Linked DNA regions of Homo sapiens: region 2 is linked to region 1. A link is an interaction called in ENCODE POLR2A ChIA-PET data of the cell type or tissue named here. Cell type or tissue: HepG2. All regions are shown on one strand. Each heading gives the region's core, and the rest is flanking DNA. Links, peaks and the distances in the headings are about the cores only.

The links. Peaks named below come from ENCODE experiments on the same cell type or tissue, not always from the same donor. Only the 100,000 strongest peaks of a DNase experiment are listed, where the experiment ranks them.
Region 2: POLR2A ChIA-PET joins it to region 1 with 5 read pairs; 4 of 35 experiments call an interaction of 5 or more read pairs at or near these places.

Annotation. Positions count from the first base shown.
Region 1 is chr18:3,115,507-3,119,854 of GRCh38, forward strand. MYOM1 (myomesin 1) reads right to left here. Exons shown (of 38, transcript NM_003803.4): 21 at 825-1,009. Among named protein-coding and RNA genes, the nearest start is that of MYOM1, 100 kb to the right of the region's middle. In HepG2, for the core only: no CTCF peak of the experiment used is centred there; DNase peaks (open chromatin) are centred at 2,205 and 2,903.
Region 2 is chr18:3,035,479-3,039,869 of GRCh38, forward strand. No RefSeq gene overlaps it. Among named protein-coding and RNA genes, the nearest start is that of LPIN2, 25 kb to the left of the region's middle. RefSeq lists a silencer at 3,513-3,807. In HepG2, for the core only: no CTCF peak of the experiment used is centred there; a DNase peak (open chromatin) is centred at 2,123.

The DNA of each region.
Region 1 (4,348 bases), core at 349-4,348:
CTTCTGCCAAAAGATAGGACTGTGCAAACGCAGTGTGTAACTTCCTGAGTGACTGTGGTGAAGTCAGTCACATTTCATTCTAAGTAGTAAGTAATGCAATCATATTCCCTACAGTTTCTGAGGCCCCGCTGGGGCATCAGGGTCTCCAGGTGCCACTGCTAACACTAGCGGAAAATATTCTTTCGAAATTTCCTTTTGCTACAAATGAGAGATTTGGTGGCTATGGCAGAACAGTCTTTGGCCAACAGAGTTAGGAAATGGTTCAATGAGCACACTCTAGAGGAACCTGAAAGGCAGTGACATGGATAAGGGGGTTGAGTGAACCTGTTCCACTAATCTCTGAGAGCTCATGTGAGAACCGGCCTGAGGGAGGAGGTAACGTGAGACAGGAGTGACTCGAGAGGATCAGTAGTCACAGGCTTCCTGGTGTGAACTTTATAAAAACAGCACCCTCAAATCAACCATCCCCCTAGAAAAAAGAGGAATGAAAAAATCACCTTTTGGGGATGGTAAGCAGTAAGGTTTTAAGACTATGAGTAACAAAAATGTGTAGTGGGTAAGTTGAGGCAAGGAGAGAAAGGAGAGAGGAAGGAGCTGCTGGGTGCATTTCAAAGCTATGCTAAGGAATTCAGGTTAAATATAACCAAACTCTTTCAAGCATCAGAAACTTCTCCCAGCCCCAACCTCTGCCAGTGGAATCTTACCAGGAGCCCAATATATGAAACAGATCAAAGCGGAGATATTCTGTTTTATCTTGCTAACTTTAAAGTTCGTATTAGTAGAGCAGTTAGTAGAGGAAGCTCTAGAACTGAGCAGCCTCTTACCTTCAGGTATACGTTTTTAATAGCCGCCTCATTGAGCCCTCGCCACTGGTCTTCTTTGGCCTTGGCCTCCTTCAAGTCCACGAAGTAACCAGTGACCGGAGTCCGCCCGGAGTGGACTGGCGGCTTCCACTGGAGAACCAGTGAGTCTTTCCTGACTTCACTACACTTGAGACTGTGCGGTGGTCCTGAGAGAGAGAGAAGCCAATGAGTAGAAATCATAACAGAGAAAACTCGTCTCCACACGTTTAGAACCACTTGTAAGTCTTCAAGCTAATCTAACACTGGTGTTCTTTTTTCAAAATCTAGCTTTCCCATGAAAAATAAGTATTCTGTGGTCATTTCACAACGTTTTCGTACTGCTCTACATTAGCCCACTGAGTCCCTTTAAGGGTGGCAGGTAGGTAAGGCCACTCTGAGGTGCCTCTCAAAGGGTGGACCCAAAACTTCCCTTCAGGCCATTCTCTGGCCTGCATTAGTCTCAAAGACCTTTTATTGGAACAGTCTGATTTAGCTGCAGATTCATATTTTTTGATTTTTATTTTTAGACACAGGGTTTTGCCCTGTTACCCAGGCTGGAGTGCAGTGGTGTGATGGTAGCTCACTGTAACCTCGAGCTCCTGGGCTCAAGGGATCCTCTCACCTTAGCCTTCTGAGCAGCTGGACCTACAAGTGTGCACCACCACACCCGGCTAATTTTTTAAGTTTTTATAGAGATAGGGTCTTGCTGTGTTGACCAGGCTGGTCTTGAACTCTTGGGTTCAAGTGGTTCTTCTGCCTCAGCCTCCCAAAGTGTTGGGATTACAGGTGGGAGCCACCATATCTGGCACCCAGTTTCAGATAATTTTTGAGTGACAGCCTAAAATTTCCCCTTAATCTCAAATAGTATAAAGAAAGCAGCTCTATTTGATGGCATATGAATATAGAGAGTAATAGCTCTTTCAAAGGAAAAAGCATCACTCCCAATTGGAGGAAAATCTTCCCCGTAAAGAGTATGCGCAGCCCACAAATGGGTAAAAACAAACGATAGGTTATGGTTTACAAAATCCTTTTACCAAATTAAATATAATCAATCCTATGGGCCCTGCATCTGCACTAAATACTGCCAGGTACCTTACATTCATTTATCTCCCTCTTCCTTAAGACAATTAACAGAAAGAAAGCTCAGAGAAGCCAAGACACTTCATAACCCTCTGCAGGGAGAAAGCCAAAATGTGGCCTGTATGAATGCTATTCACATTCTTGGCAAAGTCCAAACTACTAAGTGATTGCCTGTATCTTTGCATGACCACCAGCTGCTACGCAGGTGAAAAAATTTATTTTTTCCTTTCCTTTTTTTTTTTTTAAATAACAACTGACATCTAGCCAACCAATCAAAATCACCTGAAGTGACTCACAGTAGCCTGAAAGCCAACTTGTAGAAGGACATACTCTGTTATGCCATGCTTTGGTGTTGTGTAATTGATAGTTCAATATTTGTTTGGCCCTTTACCTTGGCTTCATGGCTACAAATATGCGTCATGCTTGCCTTCCGATGTTTTGTATAAAGCTATATTTAAATATTAATACCAAATACCTCACACGAATGTGGCATGTTCTGTTTTGCAAAGGGCTTTTATAACCATGATCTTGTGTCATCCTGAGAACCCAGGGAGGCATCTAGATTGGGAGCAGTATCCCTGCCCTACAGATGAGGAACTATGCTCTGCTGTTTCCTAGCAGCTCTAGTCTAGGGAAAAGCAGACCTAGTTTCCTACCCTAATTATGCTACTTGTTACCTCTGTGACCCTCTGGGCATCATTTAACCTGAGTGTCAATTTTTTCATCTGTAAAACAGGATGACAAAACATTCTTATTGCTTTCTTCCATAAGGGATTTCTTGAAGTGAGACTTGCTTTACACTACTCAGTAAGTCAAGGATGGGACTGAGAAGCCAGGGTGTCAGGAGGGTGGAGGGCTGCCCCCTCCATTTCTTCTCTAAGTTGACAGCGCTCACCTGCAACCTTTCTTTGTCAACTGCATCACTTTTTTTTAAAGACAGACAGAGCCTCACTCTTATCCAGGCTGGAGCACAGTGGTGTGATCACAGCTCACTGCAGCCTTGACCTCGTGAGCTCAAGCAATCCTCCTGAGTAGCTGGGACTACAGGCATGCACCATCATGCCCAGCTAATTAAAAAACATTTTTTAAGAGATGAGGCCTCACCACGTTGCCCAGCCTGGTCTTGAACCCCTGGGCTCAGGCAATCCCCCTGCCTCAGCCTCCCAAAGCACTGGGATTACAGGAATGAGCCACCGCACCCAGCCAACGACATCACTTTTGATCAAAAAAAATTTCTACAGGCCTGCTCGGAATTTCTTAGTCTCTAGTCGATTGCATTTCACTTTACTCAGGAATTGCAAGAATTTGAAAATAGACCCACTTTTATGCAGGTGGCAGAAAGGACTTAAGAAATACCAACTGGCCTCAAGGAACTGCAAGGAAAGAGCAATGTGTTTGTCTCTCTCTATTTGCTGAAGTCGAGAGAGCACCTGAACTGCTCTTGAGTTTCTCTTGGAATCTTGTTATTCACACCTGACAGAGAAGTTCAGCAAAGGCAACGTGATGGTCTTCAAGGGCAAAGGGTTTCAAACAGAGGAAGCAAGAGGCACCAGGGACATAAAATCACCCCCCGCATACCTTACTATTGCTAGTTTAAATCTTAACGGCTTAGTAAATTTGCATTCAATTTTTATTTTATTTTATTTTGTCTTTATAACTCTGTAAGAGTTACAAGCAAGGTAAGTTTCCCCCAGCCCCATCCTCGCCCCACTTCCCACTTTCTTCCCTGCCCACCCAACCACTCCCTATGATGACCTCTGAAGAACAGTATTTGCCAGGTTCCAGGAAATTTCTTTTGGCTCAGAGTTTGGAAAATGCTTAGAGAGAAAGGGCTGGAAAAGTCAGTGCAGAGAGGCAAGCGGAGAGAGGTCAGCCTTAAACCCTAGACAGGTGCACGAAATCCATCCATGTGATATGATGAAGAGCTGGGAGGAGGGAGAAGGAGAGCCTAAGAAGCCACATAGCTTGGGTATGGAGGGAGAGATTTTGGGGGGCTAATAAATGAGAACCTTCCCAGCAGCATAACAATATATGAGAACAAAGAAGTGCAGGGAGAAGTGTTTGAGAAATTTTGCTGTGGGATATAAATTGGATAACCTTTAAGTGGCCTTTCAGAAGCAAAAACAAAGATTGGAATTCCTTTTAAACATTCATTTGCACTCAAGCCGGCTGCCTGTGCTAATCCTACTCCTCGCACAGGCTGAGCGATGAGGGCTCTAGGATTTACTGGGAACACAAGCATAAGGAATTTATACTCAGTTTTACATTGCTACCTATTATTTAATATTATCATTAAAATATTTTAGGTAAACACAAGGGGCCAAGAGAATTCTTTTCCCTTAAATATTGACCATATAGTACTTTGAATTTCATTCCAGGTTGTAGGTTCTCTTGGAGGAAATTCCGAGGTGCGGTGTGGAGGCAGG
Region 2 (4,391 bases), core at 278-4,277, 80 kb before region 1:
GGGACTACAGGCACCTGCCACCGCGCCAGGCTAATTTTTTGTATTTTTAGTAGAGCGGGGTTTTCACCGTGTTAGATAGTCTCAAACTCCTGATCTCATGATCCACTGGCTTCGGCCTCGCAAAGTGCTGGGATTACAGGCATGAGCCACTGCGCCCAGCCCCTGGTGATCTTTTCTAAGGCTGCTTTCTCCACTATTCTCCATTTCCTTTTATTTTTAAATTTTTCTGTAGAGATGAGGTCTCCCTTTGTTCCCCAGGCTGGAGTGCTGTGGTGCAATCATAGTTCACTGAAGACTCAAACTCCTAGGCACAAGCAATCCCCACCTCAACCCCCGAGTAGCTGGGACTACAGGTACACACCGTCACGCATGGCTAATTTTTAAATTTTTTTGTAGAGACGGGGTCTTGCCATGTTTATCAGGCTGGTTTTGGACTCCTGGCCTCTAGCAATAAGACTGCCTCAGCCTCCCAAAATGCTGGGATGACAGGTGTGAGCCATTGCACCCAGCCTACTCTCCCATCTTACCGTCCTGCTTATTTTCTCTTGTAATTATCTCATTTATTTGTTTGTTTGTTGCTTGTCTTGCCTTTAAGGCTGCACACTTCATTTGAGCAGGATCTTATCTGTTTTGTTCACCAATGCACCTGGGCACATAGCATAGTGCCTGACACTTAGTAGATGCTCAATTAATATTTGTAAATTCTTTTTTTTTTTTTTCCTTGAGACAGTCTCACTCCGTCACCCAACCTGGAGCACAGTGATGCAATGTTGGCTCACCGCAACCTCTACCTCCTGGGATCAAGGGATCCTCCCACCTCAGCCTGTGGAGTAGCTGAGACTACAGGCACGTAGTCCCACACCTGGCTAATTGTCGTATTTTTTGCAGAGATGGGGTTTTACCATGTTGCCCAGGCTTGTCTCAAACTCCTGAACTCAAGTGATCTGCCCACCTTGCCCTCCCTAAATGCTGGGATTACAGGTATGAGCACCATCATGCCTAGCCAATATTTGTTAATTCGTTAACCAAACCTCTAAAAGCTCAATGAAGTTTTAGTTCTAGCCTAAAATCTATGCTGGTAAAACAGGATAAATTGGTGGCTTATTGCTCACATGTCAGAAGGCTCCTTTGTTTTATAAAAAGATTCAAGGCAGATTTCAAAAAGAATTAAGCTTCACTTTCAAAAATTCCTTTTATGTTCAGATTTTCAGGAACATGGAAACGGTATTACAGGAAGTGATCTACATCTTATCGCTCCCACATGTGCAGCATTTAATATGTAAAGATTGCTAAAGATGCTATGTCTCCCAAACTGTGTGTACTTCTCATTAAATGTTTTTCTGTCTCCTTTCATTGGGAAAAGCCATAAAATGGCAAGGCAGGTGAATAAACAGCAGTGACAATTCTTTTTTTTTTTTTTTTTTGAGACGGAGTCTCGCTCTGTCGCCCAGGCTAGATAGAGTGCAGTGGTGCGATCTCGGCTCATTGCAAGCTCCGCCTTCCGGGTTCATGCCATTCTCCTGCCTCCGAGTAGCTGGGACTACAGGTGCCCGCCACCACGCCAGGCTAATTTTTTGTATTTTTAGTAGGGACGGGGTTTCACCGTGTTAGCCAGGATGGTCTCGATCTCCTGACCTCGTGATCCGCCCGCCTCGGCCTCCCAAAGTGCTGCGATTACAGGCATGAGCTACCACGCCTGGCCTGTTTTATTTTATAATTGTATGAAGAATAAAGTAAATTAATGTTTATAATAACATATGGTATAGAAATTCCTAGGAGCTGAACTAAAGCAAACTAAAAAACAAACAAACAAACAAACAAACAAACAAAAAACTTATAATGAGTATTTGTGAGTTAGGCATATTTTATCTTTTAGTATAAAATACAAATATAATTTTGTATGGATATCTCTAGTTAATTTTCATTCATTGATTACTCCTTACATCACTTAAGTCAGCAGGTTCATTTCCTTTTGAAATATGCTGATGCAGAAAATAGCAACTAACTGAGCCAGTTTTGTGACCAAAGATAGCTAGTCACAGTGGAGCTAGTTGGGAACAGAGCACAAAGCCCTGACTCACCGTGTAGCCTTTCCTCGTTGTGAAACCTTTCTCCTTCCTGTTTACATTTTCACTTCAGCCAACATATATTGCGTACCTAGAAGGGGGCTAAACATAGCACAAGGTAGAAACCAATAAGGCCTGGGCTGTTTGGCTTTCCCTCCCAGGACTCATATAGTAGGATCTTCCCTCTAACACAATAAAGGAATTTGGATTTTGTGCAGCTGCGAAAGGACAAATGCCCACTGCAGGGCTAAAACTCCAAGCAGAAGTTATCAAGTGGAGGCAAACATTTTGCTTCTTGGAAGTTGCTCTTTATTAGACTTTGGTGGTAAAGATATGTTAGTTCCAACTACAGATTAAGATGTTTATGGTCTCTTACAACCATATTGTTTAGCATTTCGTGTTTGGACTTTTTGCAAGTAACTTACAAAAGAAATTGATTTTTTTACACAATAGCAAAGAGGATTTGTTCGTTTATTTATTGAGATGGAATCATTCTGTCGTCCAGGCTGGAGTACAGTGGAGTGATCCCGCCTCACTGCAACCTCTGCCTCCTCAGTTCAAGCGATTCTCCTGCCTCAGCCTCCCAAGCAGCTGGAATTACGGGCACCCGCCACCACACTCGGCTAATTTTTGTATTTTTAGTAGAGACGAGGTTTCACCATGTTGGCCAGGCTGGTCTCAAACTCCTGACCTCAGGTGATCCGCCCGCCTCGGCCTCCTGAAGTGCTGGGATTACAGGCGTGAGCCAGTGTGCCCCGCCTGTTTATTTATTTATTTTTTGAGATAGGATCTCTTCGGCTGGGCGCGGGCTCACGCCTGTAATCCCAGCACTTTGGGGGGCCGAGGCGGGTGGATCACGAGGTCAGGAGATCGAGACCATCCTGGCTAACAGGGTGAAACCCCGTCTCTGCTAAAAATACAAAAAATTAGCCGGGCATCATGGCGGGCGCCTGTAGTCCCAGATGCTCGGGAGGCTGACGCAGGAGAATGACGTGAACCCGGGAGGCGGAGCTTGCAGTGAGCCGAGATCGCGTCACCGCACTCCAGCCTGGGCGACAGAGCGAGACTCCGTGTCAAAAAATAAAAAAGAGAGATAGGATCTCGCTCTGTCACCCAGGCTAGAGTGCACTGGGGTGATAATGGCTCTCTGCAGTCTTGACCTCCCAGGCTCAAGCGATCCTCCACCTCAGCCCGCCTCAGCCTCCTGAATAGTTGGGACTACAGGCGTACGCCACCATGCTTGGCTAATTTTTAATTTTTTTGTAGAGATGGAGGTCTCACTTTGTTGCCTAAGCTGGTCTCAAACTCCTGGGCTTAAGGGATCCTTTTGCCTTGGCCTCGCAAAGTGCTGGGATTACAGATGTGAGCCACTGCACTCGTCCAAGAGCATTTAAACATACATTAAATCATACTGCTACCCAAAAGATTTCTTCTAAGTATTCAAATTTTCCTAACCTCTAATCTCTGTGGCTTCTCTGAGTGTGGCTGTAATTCACTGGATAATAACAACAAACACATAGGCTTAATAAGTGCTTTACATGTATATTAACTCAATCCTCCCAACGACTGTAAGTGTTAGAGTTTATTATTATCTCCATGTTACAGATGAAAAACTAATGCCCTTGAGATCAACTACTTTGCTTAAGGCCACGCAGCTCAGAATGGCAATTGGACCCCAGTAGGCCCCAGAGCCTGTATCATCAGCCACCACAATATACAAGCCTAATTAGCTCACATGAGAAACTTTGCATAATGCCTTTGAAAAATTTAGTTTTTCCCTTACATTGTTTTCTGTTCTGATCTATTCACATGTTTAAGCCAGAAAAACAACGTTATCTCAATCATTAGGAATACAGAACTAGGAAACATTTAATATCTATTATGCAGTATAACCAAAAGAAATCTTGAAAAAAAACACAAGAGAGGTATCTTTTTTAGGCCTCAGAAGGACTTAGGGAAAGGGAAAATGTCCTTTCCCTTTCAATTATAAAGGTGATGTTTAATTTCTTGGGAGAGGGTAGTCTTGTCATTTTTTTTAGTCATTTTTTTAAATGCAGCTTCTCACCTTTTTTTTTTTTTCAGACGGAGTTTCACTCTTGTTGCCCAGGTTGGAGTGCAATGGCGTGACCTCGGCTCACTGCAACCTCCACCTCCCAGATTCAAGTGATTCTCCTGCCTCAGCCTCCCTAACAGCTGGGATTACAGGCATGCGCCACCACCCCTGGCTAATTTTCTATTTTTAGTAGAGACGGGGTTTCTCCATGTAGGTCAGGCTGGTCTCGAACTCCCGACCTCAGGTGATCCACCTGCCTCAGCCTCCCAAAG